2 separate regions of the Homo sapiens genome follow, and region 2 is linked to region 1. The links are chromatin loops, found by intact Hi-C in ENCODE. Cell type or tissue: A673. All regions are shown on one strand. Links, peaks and the distances in the headings refer to the core of each region. The heading gives the core; the rest is flanking DNA.

What was found. A loop is a pair of places that touch in the nucleus more often than their neighbours do. Peaks named below come from ENCODE experiments on the same cell type or tissue, not always from the same donor. Only the 100,000 strongest peaks of a DNase experiment are listed, where the experiment ranks them.
Region 2: a loop joins it to region 1, with 5 times the contacts of the local background. A loop is called at or near these places in 1 of 110 quality-filtered maps.

Annotation. Positions count from the first base shown.
Region 1 is chr12:98,153,113-98,160,548 of GRCh38, forward strand. No RefSeq gene overlaps it. Among named protein-coding and RNA genes, the nearest start is that of MIR4303, 160 kb to the left of the region's middle. In A673, for the core only: a CTCF peak has its summit at 1,937 (motif pointing left); a DNase peak (open chromatin) is centred at 1,919.
Region 2 is chr12:98,025,265-98,040,772 of GRCh38, forward strand. No RefSeq gene overlaps it. Among named protein-coding and RNA genes, the nearest start is that of MIR4303, 38 kb to the left of the region's middle. In A673, for the core only: no CTCF peak of the experiment used is centred there; a DNase peak (open chromatin) is centred at 12,487.

The DNA.
Region 1 (7,436 bases), core at 1-5,000:
TTCTCCACTGTCTTCAGTCAGTTCATACAGAATTTCAAAAACTATCTCAAATCCATATATTTGCTCTTCCTACACTGCTAGGGTTCAAACTGCCATTGTTGCTCGTCGTGTTGGTCAAGATCCAGTCAGGAAAATAAAATCCAAGCTCCGAGTAGAGGAAATTGAGAGATCTCATTACAAAGGTGTTGGGAGAGCTGCAAAGACAATCAGGGAATGAGGATGTGACCCAGAGATCAGTAGGGAGTCCCTGTCACCTCCAGGGTTGGGGGAATCTTGGAAGGAGATGGTATTGCTAAAGTTCAAGAACCGAGGAAGCCAGGTAGAAATAGAAACCATGTAGAAGACTGCCCTGCGGGATCTGGGGCCACAGACAATGGGACTATCCAGTGGGTCTATGTGGAAACAGCTGACACCAAAGAGGACCAGCATTGCTGGGGTTGCCCCAAGAAACAAGGAGGGACAATGGAAAATACCCTGGCTTCTCCCTTTTTCTAGTTCTCAAATCTCCCTCCACAGCCTCCTATCAGTACAACCCACACAAAAGCAGATTGGCTGAGGAGTTTGGGAAATATACTTTGTTTTGTATGAGAAGGGTGGAGAATGGATTTGAAAACAAGCAGGCAAGTGACCAGCACATTCACCAACCCCATGAAAGTTTCCTCCCAACTGGTCTCTTGGTTTTCATTCTTGCTGCCCTCCCATCTTTTCTCTAAGTTGAGATCTCTTTAAATGGATTCTCATCACTTCCCTTCTTCTACCCTTCAGAGGCTTTCTATCACTTTGAGGATAAAATCTAAACTCTCTACCACAGTCTACAAGCCCCTGTGTGGTCCTTCGTCTGCCCATCTTCCCAGCCTAATTTCAGTCACTCTTCCCCTCACTCACTGAGCAACAACCCCATGAGCTGTCTTCTACTCCCTCCAATGTGTCAAACTGCAGGCCCTTCACACCTGTCCTTCCATATGTCTGGAAAGATCTATTCCTCCTGCTTTGGCTAAATGCTACTTTGTCCTATGGCTTTCAGCTTACAAGTCATTTCTTGGGAGGGGCTTTCCCAGACCTTCCCCATTTCAGTTAGATGCAACTTTTGTGGTCTTAATCCCCATATGTTTCCTTCATGGCACTTAACAATATTGATAGGAATATATTTGCTTGTGTCTCTATTTTTTTTTTTAACATTGGCTTGCCACTTGTCTGGAACCTGAACAGTGGGGATCTCACCGAGTCTTGTCCCTGAGGTGGCTGCTGCATCTAGCTCCATGCCTGGCACAGATAGGTGCCCACTAAAGAATGGTAGAGGATAAACACAGAGGGACAGTATGATGAAAGCATGTTATTTAATTCATAAGCTTTTCCAAAGTCCATCTGGTCTCCGTTCTGCCCCTTCATTGAGAAACCCAGGAACTAACCATCTTTGAATAAAGTCTCCCCAATGGTAAATAGATTTGCAAAGCTGCTATTGCTAAATTGAGCTTCAAGGATACATTTTTTTGACTTCTGTGTTTGGAAGGACAAAAAGTTCATCATGTCCTTTAGAGAATAACTCTTGCTGAGAAGACAGGAGAATTCTGAAGCTGCCGGTTACCTTTGCGCAACAACATGTGAAAAAGCTTCCCCCTTTTTATTTCCAGTCAACACTGTAGCTTGTCCTTATTTTTTGTGTGTGACTATGATTTTGTTATGCTTTGTAATGTGCATTTAGTAACATAAGGATATCACAGTATGTTTATGTTACTCATAAAAGACCATACCATTCTTTCTGGATGTGAGCACATTTTTAAAAAAAAGAAAGAAAGAAAGAAAGAAACAAAACAAACAACAACAACAACAAAAATCTCTTTTAAGTAGGTTTTGTTTTTCAAACAGGAAAGCCTACTGGTTTAATACAAGTTAAGGACACGTCCAGGGTTGTAACCACGGCCCCTCCTTGTGGCAAAACACATGCAATGACTCCACATACCATCTCTATTATATCCGCTCTATCTAACCTTTATCAGCAAACCAACAGAGGAGCACCCTACCCAGGCAATCTTTGTCTGGAATTTCAGCCATGGCTTTGAGACATTTCTCATCGTTTCCTTACCACACTCCCCAAAGCATTTTCTTAGTGGGGCAGCCCTCAAGTCTTTAATTCCAGCTTGTTATTTCTCTTCTTACAGAGCTAAGCGTGTTATTAATAACAGCAACGAAAAAATTAAGTATGGTGTGCACACTAATCTAAAATTTTGAGCTGGCAATTAGTTGGAGTGAAATGCAATTAGATGTTTTCCTTCAAGTCCTAATTTACATGCTGGAAAACATGGGCAGCCTTTGCAAGTAATTGCAAAAATAAGCCCTGCTTTTTGTGTCTGTGTACAAATACGAAGCTCCCCAGCACACCTGCCTTTGCCTAAATAGAATAGAGTCCCAGGGGTCTCCTTGCTTTATGATCACTGAGATATACAGCAGAAAAGGAACTGATCAGCCTTTAGGTGAAAATGTGTTTTCTCTCCACTGCAGAAATTTAGTATTAATTGACATTGACATAACCCATGGAGAACTGGGGTGCATAAATAAGTCTGACAGTTTTTCCATGTAACCCCATGAGGTGAATTGAGGCTCTTCAGAGCTGCAGCACCCCTTTGTGTGCACTCAGAGTAATAGCTGATACAATTCAATCCGTTAAACACTTCATGAGCATCTACCCTATACAACACTACTAGGAGCCCTGGAGGAAACATATCAAATGAGATACTGTTGACATCTTCAAGAGGGTACAGTCTAGTAGACCAGACAAGACACACACACAAATATCACCAACGGATGGGCTCCATGGGTATAGAGAGGTTACACCCCTGGCAGCTGCACCTCAGTGTCTCCTGAGGAACAAGAAGTGGAGGTGTCTCAGCAAATATATCAGCACCCCAAGAAAAAATCTAGTTTCAGCTCAAAGCTCAATCAAGAAGTTATTCTTGTAATACAAGGATATGGAGGGGGAACTTCCTATCATTGCAGAAAAGCAAAGTACAGAAAGAGGAAAGTAGGGTGATTTTGCAGAACATAAAAGCAAAGGAAAAATCCAGGACTATGTGTTTTCTGCAGAAAGCATTAGGGCTCTGATAGAAGTAAGCAACATCTTAGTACAGATAAGTGTTCAAAACAAGGAGTTACACATAGAATCCAAGAGCCAGTAGAACTTGGATGATACAAAGAGGAAAAAATAAAGAAGCCAGCACAGAACAGAAACCTTTCTGCTGGCCACACCACTGAGCATTTTATTAATTCCTTAGTGAGGAGAAAATTAGCAAACATCAGAATCCTCCCCATATATAATGTATAAGTCCTTATTTATAAGTAATTTTGCCTTCTAACTCCACATGGTTCTCATTTCATAGCATGGGTTCAGTTATTATTTAATTATCCTTACCCCATATTGTTTCAAAAATAATTTAAAGCAACTAACATTTTTATTTTCTTCATAAAGTCCCAAGATAAAGAGCTCCTTTTAGATAGTGTCATATACACAAAATCTAAACTGAGGAACCCCATCTGATGGCAGTGATTATGACACCTTGTAAAATGACACAAGTGTCAGGACTTTGTTGTGCCTGAGTGCACCATAGATTACAAAAATGCAAAGTGCTGTAGTCAGGATACAAACAAAGAAAAGAAGTAATTGCAGCTGGAGAGACCAGGAAGAGCCTCATGTGGGAAGTACCGCTTGCAGGATGGATGGGAGTGTAGGAAGAGAGGCATTCCTGACATAGAGAATAGTGTGTGCAAAGACATGGAGGTAGGAAAGGACCTGACTGTGCACATTTTAGAAAAGAAGAAAACAGAGAAATGCTTTGTCATTTATGTTCTCAATTTTTTTAAAGTCCTTGCTCTTGTTCTATATCAGGAATACTCAGGAGATGAAAAATAGCACAGAACCTTTTTCCCTGTGACAGACGATGAGATGCTAATGGAGCCAGCCTCACACTAGGTGAAGGTCCATTGCATAGGGTTATGGGTTATGATGGGATTTCAGAGTGAATATTCTTCTTAAAAATATTCTTACATCCTTATATTTGGCTTACCTTGAATTTCTCTACAGGAGCAAAATGTTTCATTTTACAACTGGCAATAGTGTTTTAAAGGCAAATACTCTTAGAAAAGGCCACAGAGGCCGGGCGTGTGGTGGTTCATGCCTGTAATCCCAGCACTTTGGGAGGCCAAGGCAGGCAGATCACCTGAGGTCAGGAGTTCGAGACCAGCCTGGCCAACATGGTGAAACCCTGCCTCTACTAAAAATACAAAAATTAGCCAGGCATGGTGGTGGGCACCTGTAATCCCAGCTACTCGGGAGGCTGAGGCAGGAGAATGGCTTGAACCCAGGAGGCGGAGGTTGCAGTGAACTGAGATGGAGCCATTGCACTCCAGACTGGGCAGCAAGAGCAAAGCTTTGTCTCAAAAAAAAAAAAAAATAGAAAAGGCCACAGAATGACTGTTATTCCCATGACATAGCTATCTATCTGTCATGTCTGGCCAGTTTGGCTAAAGAAGGAAGTTTCAGACCTGAAACAGGGACCAGGTTAAGGTCCAGGTTTGAGTTAGGATGCAAGCAGGAAAAAAAGGTCCAGAAGAAGGTTGGTAGTCAGAATGACTACTGTGGTCAACTTCCTATGTATATGGGAATCAGTTCTTGGTGCAGAAATGTCCCCTAGATTACTGAGTCAGGCAAGGAAAATTCAGTCACTAAACATTGGTGTAGCTCTCTAATAATAGCAAGCCTTCCTATAAAACTCAGCACAAAGTTATCCAAAGACCTCAAAATGGCTTATCCATTATTTGCTGCCTCCAGGTTTTCATGAGATCTTTTTAGTCTTCAAGGAAGACCAAAGCTGTGGACTGCTGAACAATTATTTAAAGAAAAACTCATTTTAAAACATGGGCTTATTTTAATTTATTAAAATATGCAAGGTAATGCATGCTGGTTTGGAGGAGGGAGAGCTGCCATAGAAATGAAGAAATTGAAGGACCCCTGCTTAATGCCATCCCAGAAGGTGTTTCTAAACAAGAGTGGCATGACCAAGGAGGGGCTCACTTTTTGTGGGAAAGGAAATATAGGTTGGTAAAAATGAGAGCTGCTTTTATAAAGGGAGCATTACTAAATGGAAAGGGGAGTGTGAGAGCTGTCATCTACAGTCTCACACTCTGCAGGAGATGTGAAGAGGGATCACAGGTGATTAGAAATGTTTTGAGCTAGCTAACTCTCCCAGGTAAGGTTAAGCTCAGCAAGAAGACCCCTGCCAGACTATGGCTCCACCTTTGATCTACACTCAGTAAGCAGTTGGCCTTCTGACCTTTATCAAAAGCATGTTTGAGTGGATGAAAACATGAAGTGGAAGATGGTAGTTATGAAGTATCCAGGTATCCATGGTTAATTGCATTAACCCTCACTTGTCTATCTGGACATTGTGTGAGGGTCCTTTTGTTCTTTGCATATGGGTCCTATAGGCACAGAGCATAGCCCAGGGAGCTCCCCACTTTCTTCATCAGTGATCTGGAAATTTACTTATTTCCAGACACCAACTGTATTGTTACAGTGTTAACGTATTCTTTTATGTTCCCTGCTGGGAATGACTTTCAATAATGACCAACTATCCTAATAGGATGATTTCCTGGTTTAAGTTGACTCATGTCAATAGGCAGGTAAGAAATAGGATCCTTTATCAGGGTAATGGTTTTTTAAAAATACATAATCCTAGAAAAAAAATATGGATGTTAAAATCCACAGGGCTTGGTTATTCATCGGATTTGGTTGAAGACTAGGGGACTGTGAATTGCGGGACTGAACAGAGGACGGTGACACCAGTTGAAGTAGAAAATAGACTTACACGTAGAACTCAAGGTACCTGAGGGTCACTATATTGGTAAAGAAAGGTCAAGCTTTTCTGTGGCAACAAATCACCTCAAATCTCTGTGACTTAAACTTTTATTTCTTGCTCCTACTATAGCCCAGTGGAGTTTAGACAGCTCTCCTGGAAAGCTCTCCTTAAAGGAGTGGCTCAGGAATCCAGGATCCTCCCACATTATGAATCTGCTATCTTGCAGAGCACTGCTTCCAGTCATGAGGACAGGAGAGAGAGATGTGTAGAATTGGTGCATATTATTCCCACTCACATCAATACAAGAGCTAGTGTTCATTCATTTGGTCCCAAACTAAATGCAGGAGAGGCTAGAATTTACAGTCTTCCTGAGTGCCCAGGAAGAGGAGCAGGTTTAGATAAGCATCAGGCCTGTCTCTGCTACAGATACCCAAATGACAATAGCTAGCAGGTAGCCAAATAGACCCATCTAGGGTTCAGGGAGAGGAGGACATGAATCAGAGCAGGAGGCGTAAATGTAGACATGGTCAACCACTTAAACCTAGAAAAATACATGAGATCCAAGGAGAATATATATGGGAAGAAAAGGAGGGAAACCTAAGGAACACCAACTTTTAGAGTCAGAGACGGGACACTGTAAAAGATGGCCAATGTGGAAATTCACAGGGACAAGATGAGGAACATTGAAAGTACAACAAAGAAATTCTCTTCTAGGAATTGAGATAAATTTGGCATTCATTGAAGTGAAGCTAGTTAATAGTGAAGTGACCACATTTACAGACCCAGAAACGTTAGCTCATTCTGACAAGAAATTTTCATTCTTTCTGCATAATACAGGAGTTCTGGGATTTGTGGTTTGGATGCTGGGACAATAGCATTTCTAGGAATTTCTAATGGATTCATAGAAATTATATTAGGATAACAAGAAAACACCTCCAGAACAGTTGGTATCTCTAAAAGGGAAGGTGAACTGAGCTGGGAACCATAAGGAGTTCTAGCTCTGGTTCTATGTGGCCATGCTGAGGTCATTTCGTCTCTCTGGATGTCAATCTCTAAATCTCTGAATGTGGGGATGGCCCTTACAGTAACAGTAACAAGGGTGACATTCACTGAGTACTCATGGTGTGCCAGAGCTTGCTCTAAATTTTTTTCACAAATTATCTCATTTATTCAATTCTATTCATTTCAATCCTGTGAAGGAGATACTATAAGAATCTCCATTTTACAGATGTGGAAACTGAGGCTGACAGAAGTTAAGTAAGTTGCTCATGATCACATAGGAAATTCTGGCACGGGCAAATAGAAACCTAGGCTAATGGTGCTCTCAAACTTTCACTCATTCATTCAGTAAATATATAATGAGCACTTCACAGACATAGCCCCTGCTCTTAGGGAGCATTTTTCCAAGAAACAGAATGCTAAGCACAGAGGTCTTTGCCCTCCAACACCCAGGCTGGGGGGCTAATCAAGAGCCATGCTCCCCTAAGTACATGCCTCCTCATCTGGGTTCTAAATAGAAGAAATGTTAAGCCCAGAAACTGATGGGCCCTCAGTACCCATGAAAAGGCGCTTTTCCATTTTTGAGAA
Region 2 (15,508 bases), core at 10,509-15,508, 120 kb before region 1:
GCCAGAGCAGAAAATGTATGCTACGTCATAAAGGCAATTAGTATGACTTTGGAGAGATTTGGAGCCTATATGCAGAGGAATGGATTATACCTTCCTGTCACGGTATTAATATGAATGGTGTAAGCCTATTGTGTTCAAGATTCAATAAACCTGCAATGATTTAGGCAGAGAGGGTATCTGTAAAGCAGAAGAAAGCCTGCCTAATTAGAAAAACAAGGAATGGGAAAATAAATAAAGGGGTTGAACGAAGTCAGCTCTGGCTTTAATTTGCCTGGAGACATCCTAACACTTGCTGCAAAATAAATCGAATTTTTGCTGTATACATTCAATATTTGTTAATAAGCTGACAGCTAGCGATTTTCTGTATTTCCTGCACAAGCAGGGAGTGGTGTGTGTATTGTCAGGTTGGTGCATGCAATGAACCACTTGGAGGCAACTTTCAGTCTGCAAAAGCACAGCCTGGGCTCCAGAGAAGACTGCCCCCAACTTGTACATCAGGAGGAAAAAAGACAGCATAGGTGAGATCCATGTGCTTCATATATTGTGTTGGGAAGGAAAATAATAATTTTTAGAGGCCATTTGACAAGGAATTTCTACCCTGCTAGTCTGGTTTAGCATTTCTGAATGTGACAAATAACAGGGCTCTTGGACAGCCCATTTTTTTTCTTTATTTTGATACCCTTACAGCAGTAATCATGCCTCTTGTCAGGTGTTATAAAGATAAAGACAAATGTTCCCTATTGCTATTCTGTCAATGCAGCTCAACCCAAGCCAAAGAAAGACGCCCCTGCCGGATGTGGGGAATGCACCATTTGCCTTGTCTCCATCACAGATGGAAGCACATCCTGTCCCAACAGGATCCTCAGGTCAGAAAAATAGAAATCTGCTGCTGACAGTGTCAAAGCTTGCTTTGCCTGCTCCAGAAACTAGTGCACCTTGTGCATTCCCTCCACGCTGACACCAAGATTTATTTTCCTTTTCTGGTACTATTGATTAGACTGTACAACATATTCATAGGGTCAAATAGCAAAACAATTCCTTTATCAAATAAGATGGGCTTTGGCACTAGTGTTTTTTTTTTTTAAACGGAAAGACACCGTACTGTCATTTATTGATGGTAGCAATATTTGAGAAACATAAAATAATTTTCAAAGATGTGGTTCAGGAACCCATCTGAAAAATTGTTGATGCCAAAACAGATGGAGTTTGGCTTAATTGTTGAAATAAATTGCCATATGGAACAAAACACAGCTGATTATTGCATTAACACTAATGTTAATATGTTTCATCATTCTGTTGTCATTGTAGCTACAGTTGTCACCATACTCTAATCAATATGCTTATAAGGAAATACAAATTTTGGAATTTGGGACCTAAAGGAGATTTCAGAGATTATCTAGTTATCTTATAGATGAGGAAACTGAGGCCTGCAAGGATGAGTGCTTTGTATAAAGGCATGTGCCCTATAACCTGGAAATGAAAGAGAGTCTAAAAACATATGGCACATATCAGCAAGGCATTCATTAAAAGCAAGATGATTATAACTCAAGGTGAAGTATCACTACTGCAAATGAGCATGATAAGAGACTTGGTGCAATGAGATGAAATAGATAGGACTTCCCAATTCGAAAAGCTTCTTTTTCATGCTTAGCATCTCTTTGTTAACACCCAAGATACTCTATGTTCTCTTCTTGAACTTTTGTAATGGTTTCTCAGTTAGCATCTTCTTCTGAGGATATTCTCCATATAAAATAAAAGCATTTCTGGATGATAGAAAAAAAAAACATACACAAATAAGCCACAGGAGATGGTGGGGAAAGAAAACGGAACACAAGAACAGAGAGTTCAGTTCCATTTCCAGGTGTGGTGAGTGAAGTTTTTTACTCTTAGTTTTTCTCATAACTGTTGATCCTTCTGTGGTCCTCTCTTCTCTGTAAAGTGGGAAATGAATGGGAATTGATCTAAAAAGCTATTTCAAAAGTTATTACAGGATTGTCAGTAATCCTTCTAAACCTAACCTCCATCTCTACTGCCACCCCTATACCTGACACACAAAACCCTTTGAAAAGCTAGTGTTGGAAGTCTGAAGTGTCTGAAGTGTGAAAACAGTAAGCCAGTGGCCACCCCCTACCCCAGCCCCAGCTCAAGGTCAGTGACCCAGAAACAAGTGAGAGAAGGCTTCCAAATTCTGTGAAAGTAATTGTACAGGTGCATTGAATGGATGCTCTGTTTCATGATTTGTGTTTCATCCCACTGCAGCAAACTTTTAAGAGATGTCCAAATCCTTTCATTATCTCCGGCTACCACCCCTGACAGAGTCCTCTGTTACAGTACTCTCCACCTTTAATTTCCCTTTATTATTTCTTTTTCTATCTTTTCCAGCTAGTTTGTCAGCTCCTGGCCAAAAAAAGAGAGGAAAAAAATATGTAATTATCTATGCAACTCTGTGCTTAAGACAACAGGCAGTAACTAGTAATGAATATATGCATGGATCTAGAATTTGTTGAGCTCCTGAGTTCTGAGTGCTGTATTAGGCAGTGGGTGTTTAAATGCTTGTGTCTGCTGTGTATTTGCTAATTATGAGTTAGGGTAAGAGCCAAGCTGCTATAACAAAGAGACCTGAAGATATAGTGACATACTTAAGATATAAGTTTGTTTTTCTCTCACATAACAGACCAGTAGTAGGTGAGTGGTCCAAAGTGGGTAAGTGGCTGTGGTCTGCAAAGTTATTTTGGGACCTGAGCTGGTGGGTTATTTCTGCCATCTTCAACATATGGTTTCCATCTCTGGGCCTCACATGGCTCCATTTCCCAGCCTGTAAAAATGGGGAAGGAAAACGAGAGAGGGAAAGAGTGGAGAGCAAGCAGCTTTCTTAGCACACATTTCTTCCATTCATATCCCATTGGCCAAACTTTGTCACATGAGCACACCTTAGTTGCAAGAGAAGCTGGGAAATTTAATTCTCAAGCTGGACAGCCATGTGCCTAGATAAAATTCAAATGTGGGAGATGAGGAACAGTATCTATTAATAAAAAGAAAGAAGAGAAAATGGATACTGAAGAACTAGTTGCCTCCACCACAGTGTTTGTTTTGGAAGAAGAAGATGCAAGAAAAGAAATATAGTTTGGACTTAACAAAATACAAACAATTAATAGGGTTATGAGCTGTATCTACTACATTTTGCTATCCCAAAGTTAGCACTGAAAACACTTATTTGCTCACAATCCTGTGGATTAGCAATTTGAGTTAGGCTCAGCTGGAATGGCTCCTCTCTAGTCCACAGGGTGTTGGCTGGGCCCAATCATGCATGGTCAGCTGGCTGTTTACATGTCTCGGGGTTGACTGGCTGTTGGCAAAGGCAATTGTCCCAAGAAGTAACTGTCCTTATGCTGCTCATCATCCAGCAGGTAGCCCGAGTTTGTTGGACACAAGATTACCAAGAGCAGCAAGGGACAGCAAGGTCCCGAGAGTAAGTACTTTTCAAGGCTCTACTTGCATCAGATGTGCTAATGTTCCACTGGCCAAAGCAAGTCATGTAGTCAAGCCCAAAGTCAGAGTAAAGAAATAGATTCACTTCCGAATGGGAGTTGCTGCCAACTTACATTGCAAAGGGGCACGCATATAAGAAGAAAAATTTCTGACCATTTATGCAAACAATCTACCGTGAAAGCTAGACTCAAAATATATCAATAGAAAGTATCAGAGCACTTTCTACAATGCTTTATAAGAGATGGAAGGTTCTAAATTTGTTGGCCAAATTTTCTGAAAGGAATAACTAAATGGATATTATCTGTAGTATCAGAAAAGGTACAAATCTCAGTAGAATAAACCATTTTATTCTCCAAGAAACTATTTTTTTAAAGTATCACAGGAACATTATGAAGACAAAAATAATTCACTTTCTGGGAAAAAAAGGGTTATGCTCTCCAGAAAGGGTATCTTTTGAACTGAATGAATAAAATTATATTAGCCCTAAAAAAAGTTGGAGAACGTTTTACACATCCCCACCATTTTATCTTTCTAATCCAATTCCATAAGCCTGTGTTGAGTACCTACCACATGCTAAGCCCTGTGGCAATTTTGTAATGACAAGGGATATTAAAGTATCATGAATTTGGAAATGTTCTCATTGAATTACTTATCAAGTGAGTTTGGTGAAAGTCCTCCCAGTTTTTGGTAAAGAAACTGAGTAAGAAGAGTGCGTTAGTAAAGCTATCCAAGGATACAGTGGTGGGACCCAGGGCAGAATCCAGAGCTGTCTTTGCCATGTACCAGGGCACTGGTGATGAGAATAAAGGCACAGAAGACAGGAGAGGGCTAGATTGGGACATCTGTTATTTTAGGAATTTAGAAATGAAAAATTAGGGTCACGAAGAACTAGATGCAAATTATTAAATTAACCCAATGTACTCAGCATAAACACATTAATAATATGCTTTTGAGGTTTCCCAGCAGAAAAAAATCCAAGTTCTTACATACCCTGTAAGGCTCTGCAAGACCTAAATGGTCCATCTCCTACCATCTTCTTCTCCCTCTCTCTGTTCCTGCCACCCTACCTCATTGCTGTTCCTCAAAAACACCAAGACATCCCTTCTCAGTGCTGTGTACCTCCTCTCCCCTCTAGTTGGACCACTTTTTCCATCCCAGAGCTCTACAAGCCTCTTCCCAAGTTTTAGCTCAGATATCACCTTACTGGAGAGGCCCTTCCTAAACATACTGTATGAAACACAACTTTCCCTCTGCCTTTCATACTCTGTCTCCTTAACATACTATCTTTTTTTTTCTCACTCTGTCGCCAGGCTGGAGTGCAGTGGCATAATCTCGGCTCACTGCAACCTCCGACTCCCTGGTTCAAGCAATTATCCTGTAGCCAGGAGCCTCCCAAGTAGCCAGGATTACAGGTAAGCACCATCACGCCCAGCTAATTTTTTTTGTATTTTTAGTAGAGACAGGGTTTCACCATGTTGGCCAGGATGGTCTCGATCTCCTGACCTTGTAATCTGCCCGCCTCAGCCTCCCAAAGTGCTGGAATTACAGGCATGAGCCACCGCGCCTGGCCCATGCTATCTATTTTTATTCTTAGCACTTCTCATCTCCTGAGTTGATAGATACTTATTGTCTGTCTTTCTTACTAGAATACAAGCTCTTCAAGATTTGGTCTATTTTGATAACCATTTTATTCCTAGCACCTAGGATAGTGTCAAGCCTATAGTAAGTTTTCAATAAACATTTGTTGAAAGAAGTATTCTTCACTGATATATATATGCATGTATTGTATTATGGAAATACATATATGCATATACGTGTAGATGTATATATACATATTTACTCCTCTGTGCCAATGAAGAACAACTGCTACAGTGTGCTCCTGGGCTTAATTAACAATCTCTTCTCATCAGGGCATGATTATCACTCTAAAATTTGTTAACTTTATGTTTTTGATCTCCTTTTGTTACTCTGTCGCATCAGTGTTCACTGATTATTTGCAATTTGTATTTCACACAGATTCATGAACTTCACTTTTTTGTGAGACCGGATAGAAGTCATTAAAGAGAATCCTCGTGACCCAAAATTGCTTAAAATGCACTCTTTCATGTAAAGAGAATTTCTGCCTTGAAATACATAGATGTTATCTATAATAGTCATTTCTATTGATCTAGATGGTCACTTTCCTATTTGCTATTACACAGGTATAGACAATAGTGAAAGACAATGCTCCCTGTACCTCAGATGGTGCATAATAAAATGCCCCCACACCCCTGCTACACAATACAATTACAATTATATTTTTATTATATAATAAAAATGTTTAAAGCACCTTCCGATGTATTTGTTTCCTGTAAGGAAAGTAAGTCTTTCAGATTAATTACTATTTAGAGGTTTCTCCCCACTAAAGAAAAGCTATTGTTTGTTGTGCAATTATTTTCTGCCTCTAAAATATCTCCCACCTAACACAAGTGAGAATAAAAGCTTTCGGCTTCCTAGCTCACTGAGGATTGACATTTAACCTTTTCATGCCTAGACACATGTGGGTTACTGAGTACATGTGGATCACCAAGGAGGAACTCCATGGAGCCTGGGAAGGTCAACAGAAGGGGCCATAGCGGAGAGAAAAGGCACAATACTCAGGTAAGAGAATTTCTAAGACAGCATCTACCATCCCAGTTCTCAATTCTGAGCGCTTCTCTCCTTCTGCATAACTACTTCTCCAATTCAGACCCTTTAATCTCTCACCTAGACTATTCCAAGGCCCCTTAACTAACTTCTTTCCCTGACTCTAGTTTCTCTCTTCTCTGATTTCTCCATGATGAAATCACCTGAGTCTTCTTCCTAACTCACACATAGGATCATATCACTTCAACAACCTTCCATGTTTCCTCTTGCTGATAGAGTCAACTCCATATTCCTTAGCAAAACCCTAAACCTCCTCGTGATTTAATCCAAGACCACTCTCCCAACTTCATCTCCCACTGCACACCCTCGCTTAGTCTCAACACTCCAGCAAAAGGAGAGCTACACATCAGTGACTTTCTGTGTTTTCTCACCTTGGCTCTTTTTGTTTCTTTTAGCAAGAGTCCATTCCCTTGATACCAGCTTACTTCTCAATGTACAGACCACAGTCAACCTAATTCACGAAAACTTCCCTGTTCCTTTCCGTTTGAATTAACTGCTCCTTTCTCTGTGCTCCACAGATTTTGCAAATGTCCGTCTATTGCATGTGTCTCATACTCTGCTTTGTTATTGGTACAGAATATCTCCTCCACTAAAGTGCCAGTGCTTTAGAAATGCATTTATTTCTGTATCCCTTATGGGGCTTTTACTATATGTTAGACATGATTTCAAATGCTGCAGTTGGGTTAGTAATTTTTTAACCCTCATAACAACTCTAGGGAGTAGTTACTCTTATCCTAATTTTACAAATAAGTAGACCAAGGTACAGGCAGGCTAGGCAACATGCCTACCACAATGGTAAGTGTTGGAGCTAGTCAATTTGACTCCAGAATCCTTATCCTTAATATGCGAAGTAGATATTTAAACTTACCTGAACAAAGGCATTTAGATAGTTCCAAAGACTGATAGAAAATACTATAAAAATCAGGCAACAGCAATATTAATGAGCAACAGACTAAAGCCCAGAGAAAGTGAGCTGCTTGCCTAAGTTCCCACAGTGAGTTACTGGCAAAGACAAAGTAATATCTGGGTCTCCAGAGGCTGGCCTAGCACTCTTTAAACTAGATAGATCATGGCTCCTGTGTGGTGCCTATGGAGCAAAAGGGCACGAAAAAGAAATGAGAAATCTAGTCAAGTCTTGTTTAATTGTAAAAGGTAATGAGGAATTCAGGCAAGGATGGGTCTCTAGACACTGCAAGCTCACTCCCTAATAAACACATCTCTGCAGAAGAATTTTCTTAAACTATAAAATGCAAAAACCTAAATCCATGGATCCAAGGAAAAACATGGGCAAAATGGAAATGGACAGAACCTAAAAAACAACAGCTAACTCTTTCTTCAGTACTTAGCATAGGCTGGGAGCTGTATTAGCACTTGATCTAATTTAGTCCTCAAAATCAACCCTCCTTTTTTACTATTAGCCTCATTTTATAGCAAAACAAATAGTCACAGAGAAATGAAGTAAGTTTCCCAAGGTCAAGAAGCAGGTAAAAAGTAGCACTGGATGCATATTTCAAATCAGTGAGCTTTTCAGATAATAGAAGCTTATTCCTTGAAGCTCTAAAACCATTTTGAATTTCAGCACTCTCCCACATAGTACACACTTTCCTACCCTCCAAAAAAAGAGGGATTGGAATAATTTTAATCTATTATTTGGTCCCCAAAGTCATCATTATGCATGTCCCTATGCAGTAGCTCCTTCCAAAATGGTTGTAAAGAGACAATGATCAGACAACAATGTCTTGTTGTCGGAGGTATGTGTCTAGTGTACAGTGTCCAACAATAAATGACCTTTTTTTTTTTTGAGACACAGTTTCACTCTTTTGCCCAGGCTGGAGTGCAGTGGCACGATCTTGGCTCACTGCAACCTCCACCTCCTGGGTTCAAGAGATTCTCGTGCCTCAGTCTCCCAAGTAGCTGGGGCTACAGGCACGTACCACCGCGCCTGGCTAATTTTTGTATTTTTAGTTGAGACGGGGTTTTACCATGTTGGCCAGGCTGGTCTTGAACTCTTGACTTCAGGTGATCTGCCTGCCTCAGCCTCCAAAAGTGCTGGGATTACAGGTGTGAGCCACCACGCCCAGCCAGCAATGACCTCTTAAATATTTTCTTAGTCCCTTTTCCTGCCTTTACGGTTTTCCCATCCTTTCTCTCATCAAAATACAGCAGCTGCTATTTCTGGCAGTTATGTTTTCCTCATATCCTCCTCTTTTTGTCATGGGCTGGGAAACCACATAATAGGCATGGTTAGAATTTGGTCACAACTTACAGTTATCAGCATTTGAGTGACAGTCTGAGACACTACACCCCAAGTAAACGGCTTGAGCAGAAGCAAAGCAATACCTTTTTTTTTTTGACTCATTAGAACCCCTTCCTTTTTTTTTTTTTTTTTTTTGAGACGGAGTCTCACTCTGTTGCCCAGGCTGGAGTGCAGTGGTGCCATCTTAGCTCCCTGAAAGCTCTGCCTCCTGTAGAACCCCTTTCTTTAGCTGTGTTTCTGATCATTTAAATGTTAAACAAATGCTGGGAGGGGTCTGGCACTGGAAGGATTTGGGGATTAGAGGGTAACATTATCTTAAAATGATAGATTTTTTAGGGTAAATAAAAAGCAACCATTTTAAAGAAAAAATAGAATATTTTAATAGGATCAGATTATAAAAATTGAAATGTTGCTTTTAATCTTTATTAAATATTTAAAGAGGTGTTATGGTGAGATGCAAACGCCTAGATTTTATACCTAGAAATACCTAAGCTATAATCTCTCTCCACTGTTTTCTGATAATTGACTTTGCACGTTACTTAATTTATCCAAGCTCCCATTTTTTTATTTTCATATCTTAAATTGTAGATAAAGATAAAATATATCTCATAAAGTATGTAAAGTACCTGACACATAACAGTTAGCTTGAAAATCCCACATAATAGAGTTGAGATCATATTTTTATTACTCAAACTTAAAATATGCTTAGCTTCAAATTTATACTTATGGTGTAGAATATATATAACTCATAACTTTATAGCAAAAAAGATAAAGATCTCTTGCTGTCTTCTGAAGCTAGCAGAGTTTTATATTCAGAGAATTTGTATGACTTGAACTTACTAATCATCATTTAAGCCTGATGGCTTAAATTTAGAAGTTTCTTGCTAAATAGCCGTTGGATGGATGGATGGAGGGATGGATGGATGGATGGATGGATGGATGGATAGATGGATGGATGAAAGGAAGGAAGGAAACACTTGTATTTGGGCACAAAGTTAATATTTAAAGAGGATACATTTTTAGATGGATATATACTTTTATTATCTATTTTCATGCTGATGATAAAGACACACCCAAGACTGGGCAATTTACAAAAGAAAGAGGTTTAATGGACTCACAGTTCCATGTGGTTGGGGAGACCTCACAATCACAGTAGAAGGTGAAAGGCATGTCTCACATGGTGGCAGACAAGAGAAGAGAACTTGTGCAAGGAAACTCCCCTTTATAAAACCATCAGATCTTGTAAGACTTATGGGAAAGACCCACCCCCATGATTCAGTTACCTCCCACCTAGTCCCTCCCACAACACGTGGGAATTGTGGGAGCTATAATTCAAGATGAGATTAGAGTGGGGACACAGCCATACCATATCTATCTATCTATCTATCTACCTATCTATCTATGGAAACTCATCTTTGGTAGGAAAACTATTCTGACTGGATTAGAATCATCATTTAATACAAGATCAATTTGGCAATACCTATCTGGACTTCAGTTTAAAGTATGCAGGAGCTCAGCAACATGGAGCTGGAAGGAAGAAATGAGAAGCCAGGTGGGATAAGAATGGAGGTAAGGGTGGCGTAGAATCTGGCCTACCTCCAGCTACAGAGCTAGGGAAGTTCAGCCAGAAAGTCTGAAGCTTAGAATCCAAGGGGTACAGCAAACTTGGCACAATTCAGAAAAACTATTACTCCTGAGTAAACTAGTATGACAGATGAAGTGTGCAACAATGGAAAATTCAAAAAGGAGGACAGCAAGAACTCTCAAGATATGGGAGGAGAACTGTAAAGGTGGTCCTAGGGGATCTATTCATTTCCTATAGAGCTGGGGCCTGTAACCTCAGATTCCAGGATAATGCCCTAGCCCTCAGAGAAAGGAATTAGAAGGAGCAAAACAAGCTGATTTTGGGGCCAGAGGAAATGGGCAGAGAGGTATGACTGACAAAATATTGGGGACCAAGGCAAAGGCCAAGGGGAAGGAAGGTCCCAGGCCAGATGAAAGCAATGGAGTAGCCATGTGACAAAACAGTGCCCAGCTCTCATTTAACTGTTAAGAGAAAATTCAAGGAAGCAACATGGCCCAGCACCCATGGCTAGGCCCTAGTTTCTGGGTCCCAGGTCTTGGTTTGAGACTCATTTTCAAATCCTCCTGAATACTAACAGTGAGGCTAGATTTCTGCCTCACTTGGGATTACATTTAGAATCAAAACATACTTGATGCTGGGTAGGGAGAGTCAACAACCCTAGTAATGAGAAATTGAAAAGACAGAAGCAAGAGAAACAATGTTGACAATATGTCTCTAAGATAAATGTATTCTGAAAAGACGCTTGAGAGCAAAAACTAAATCTTCTTTATTCATTCAAATTTCATAATGATGCCTTGCACAGGTGGGCACTACAGTCAATCCTCAGCAAAGGTTAAATGGAATCTATTCTCATGAGTACAAATTAACTACTCCAGTCACTAATTGTTACAAGTGCCACTTACCTTCTTTCCCCTGTATATCTATAAACAAAAATATCCTGCCATATCCCCCCTTGCTACTCAAAAATATTTTCATAACTTCTGACCTTATCTCCATCTGTGCCCTGACTGCTTTTCAAAGAAAAGTGTTAATTATTTCCCCAGCAATTATCTGTTCATCTTAAATCCTCTTATCAAAGATATTTTTGACCTATATACATTAGAGCTCTGAGCTCCTGCATAATCTTCTCATCACAGCATGCTAAATTTAATTAAACAAACATTTGTTTAGCAACTATTATGAGTATTAAGTGCAAAAGAATAGCAAGTATTTGGAGCAAATATGATTATGACAAGTTCCCTGTCCTCAAGAAGCTTTAAAACTAGTCAGATGAGCAAATATGAAAAAATGAAGTAAGCTAAAACCAAATGAAACAAATAATTCAATGAAGATACAAAGAATGTGGATGAATAAGCAATTAATTCCTGCACAAACTATGTATATTATTAATATCAATATCATCTCCTTTGTGCATTTCCCGGAACCTCAAACAAATTGCATTTATTCTCTGCTCTGGTATTTATTCCAAACTCTCTGAAGCAACTTTGTTAGACTTTCTACCAGCTTAGTCACATGTCATTCACCTCCAAGTAGACCAAAAGCTGATGCCGTCTCTGGCACAGAGACAGGTTTTTGAACACAGGGGCACCTAATCTCTATTTTTTGAGTTGAACAGAAATATACATACACACACAATGAATATCTATTGTTTGAGGAGACAATAATTATTCTTCACACTTTTTGATTCTGAAATATTTCCCCCAAGCATCCATGATTAACATGTTGAATTAGATAGTTCATTTCTCACTGGTTTCAAAACAACTGCTTCAGCTATTTTTAATAAAGAAAATTTAAAAATTATTATTCAATTTTCTGATGTAGCAGCACAAATCATTTGTGGGGGATATCTAAACAAATCATTAATGTAAGATATGCAATGTATAGTATCTATAAAATGAAATTTTAGCTGTATCTAGGCACAGGAAATATTAAATAAAGTTATAAACAAATAACAAAAACTCACTCTTGGTAAAAGTTGATAATTATAATCACTTGGTTATTAGTTTAGGCCAATATTGAAATTTATTAAAAGAAAATTCAATAATATTTATCATCTATATTAATTTAAAATAATTAAAATCTTGAAATTGGGGCCAAATCCAGAATGTGAAATGCTAAAACCAATAAGTGCATAATTTCCACTAAGGTATCCTCCTCCATGACACTGAATACAGAAGATTTTTGAGGTAAACATTTCCTTATTTAAAAACCTCGTCTGATCCTTACCAATGTAAACCTCTTCCCCAAGTCATACCTCACCCTAGGAATCCAAGGGCTGGCTGGCAGTTTCCACATTCAAAGTTCCTGGATCTCCAAACTTTACAAGTTATTTCCCTCAAGAATTTTATAAGCAAGAATGGCTGGATAAATTATTTTCCTCATTATGTGACTGTGGTGAGGCTAGAGTCCATAATAAACATGGAAGGAAGGAAGGAAGGGAGGAAGGAAGGAAGGGAAGGAAGGGAAGGAAGGAAGGAAGGAAGGAAGGAAGGAAGGAAGGAAGGAAATGAGGGAAGGAGGAGATGGATTCCATTTTATCCAATGGATTTACAATTTCAAAATCTCTAGAAATTATCCTAATGGCATTTAGCAAATAAGGAAACATTTATTAAGAAAATCTAATAGATCTTGATAAGAACAGCAAGAATCTGTGGCACTCGAGCTATGGCCCACTTTCTCACTCCATACCCATCTTAGCACAATGGAAGTTCTACTCTGGGAAGGTGCATACAGGAAGATAGGCCAAGAAGGAAGAGAGGAAGAGAGGGAGGATGTATTCTATTTTATTCATTGGAGGTGTTCTTGAAAAGTTGTCTATGTTAGTTGGTTAGGGCTGCTTTAACAAAATACCACAGACTGAGTAGCTTAAATAACAGAAATTTATTTCTTCACAATTCCGGAGAATAAAGTTCTGAGATAATGGTTTCAGCAGGATTGGTTTCTTCTGAGGTTTTTCTCCTTAGCTTACAGGTGGCCACCTCTTCTCTGTGTCTTCACATGGTCTTTTCCTCTGTACCTATCTGTGTTCTGATCTCCTTTTCTTATAAAGATACCAGTCATAGTAGATTAGGGTCCACCCCAATAACCTCATTTAACTTTAATCACCTCTTTGAAGACCCTATAATCATATACAGTCACATTCTGAGGTCTGGGAGTTAATACTTCAACATATGAATTTGCGGGGGCTGGGGGAACAGAGTGCAGATCATAGCATTGTCCAAAATTTTTTAATTAAATGTTTTATATTTATAGAAATAGTTTGACTTGTAATGGCATTTTGCGATAAGTTCTTAGTGAACAGAAAATTACCCACTGCTTTATCTTCTATGTTAGTTGGGGGTTTATATAGTATAATGAAATTGAGAGTTATGCTAAAATGGTTAAGTAACATTTCAATAACTGGAACATAATATTTTCATATTTATTAAACTTGGTACTAAAGTTATAATTTATTTTATAATTACATATCTATCCTTTCTATTCCGTTGATTTTAAGAATTAGACTTGATTTAATTCTGCAACATTAAAATCTTCTTAACTCTAGTACCAAATTAAAACTAACTTCTGTTTAAAACTGTTGGGAGTCTTTTTAAACACCCAATAGTGCAGCCCTACCAAAAGAGAGAATACAAATTGGATTCCTGGGAATGGGGTATATATAATTTTAAAATTATGAAAGAAATTAAAAAGACAAACTAGAAAATACCAACTTAATGCAAAGAAAGCAATAAAGGAGAAACAGAAGGAAAAAAAGACATATTTACAGAAAACAAAAAGTTAAATATAAGACATAAATTCAAACAAATGAGAATAATATTAAATATGAATGAATTAAACAATTCAATCAACAGACAGAGATAGTAAGATAGGATATAAAAATAAGTTCCAACTTTGTGCTTCTTCCAGGAGACACTCTTTAGAACTGAAAATACAGATGGGTTTAAAATAAAAAATGTGGGAAAGTATAGCATGCAAAGAGGAACAATAAGAGAGTTAGAGTGGCTATATAATACCAGACAAAATAGACTTTAAAACAAAAATATGTTACTGAAAATAATGTAGATAATTTTACAATGATAAATGGGTCAATTCACTAGGAAGAGATAATTAATAGAAACACATATGCACCTAACAACAGAGATTTCAAAATACATAAAGCAAAAACTGACAGATTGACGGGAGAAATAGACAATTCAACAATAATGGTTGAAATCTTCAATATGCCACTTTCGATAATAAAGAGAACAACCAGGGGGAAAAAAGAGCAAAGTAAACTTGAAGCAAGCAGAAGAAAGAAAATAATAATTAGAATACATATAAATGAAAGAAAATAGAAAAACAATAGTGAAAAATCAACAAAACCAAAAGTTACTTTTTAAAAAAGATCAACACAATTGTCAAACATTTAGTTAGACTGAGCAAGAAAAAGAAAAAAGACTCAAATTACTAGAATCAGAAATAAGAGACGTTACTATTAACCTTCCAGAAATAAAGAAGATTATCAGGAAATAGTATGAACAACAGTATGCAACAAGTTAGATAATTTAGATGAAACAAACAAACTCCTAGAAAGACATAAACTATTAAAACTGACTCAAGAATAAATAAAAATCTAATAGACTTACAACAAATAAAGAGATTAAATTAGTAATTTCAAAACTTCCCACAAGGGAAAGCCCAGGACAAGATGACTTCACTGATAAATTCTACCTCACTTTTAAATAAGAAATAATAGCAATTCTCCACAAACTCTTTCCCAAAAGTAGAATAGCAGAAAGCATTTTCTAACTCTATTCTATGGGGTCAATAATATCCTGATACTAAAACCAGACACAAATATCACAAGAAAAGAAAATTGCAGACAAATAGCTCTTATAAACACAGATGAAAAAATCCTCAACAAAATACTAGCAAACCACATCTAGACATTAAAAGGATTATTCATCATAATCAAGTGAGGTTTGTCTTGGGAATTCAAGGATACTTTAACATTAGGAAATTATTTAATATAAGGTACCCTATTAACAAAACGAACGAGAAAAGCCACATAATCATCCTAATAAACACAGAAAAAAAAATTTGACAAAATTCAACATCTTTTCATGATTAAAAAAAAACACTTAAGAAAAACACTCAAAGCTAATACACTTAATGTGAAAGAACAAATGCCTTCCTCCTAAGAACAGAAACAAGACACAGATGTCTACACTCACCACTTTTACTAAACAGTTTACTTGAAATTCTAACCAGGAAAATTGGGCAAGTGAGGTAAATAAAAAGCTTCAAGATTGGCAAGGAGGGAGTAGAAATATCTCTATCTGCAGATGACATGATTTTGTATTTAGAAAATTTTAGTAAATCCACCAGAAAATGATTCCAACTAACGTCTGAGTTAAGTAAGGTTTCAGGACACAAGATAAACATACAAAGAAAATAATTATATTTTAATAAGCAAGTAATGAACAATCTGAAAATAAAATTGAGAAAATAAT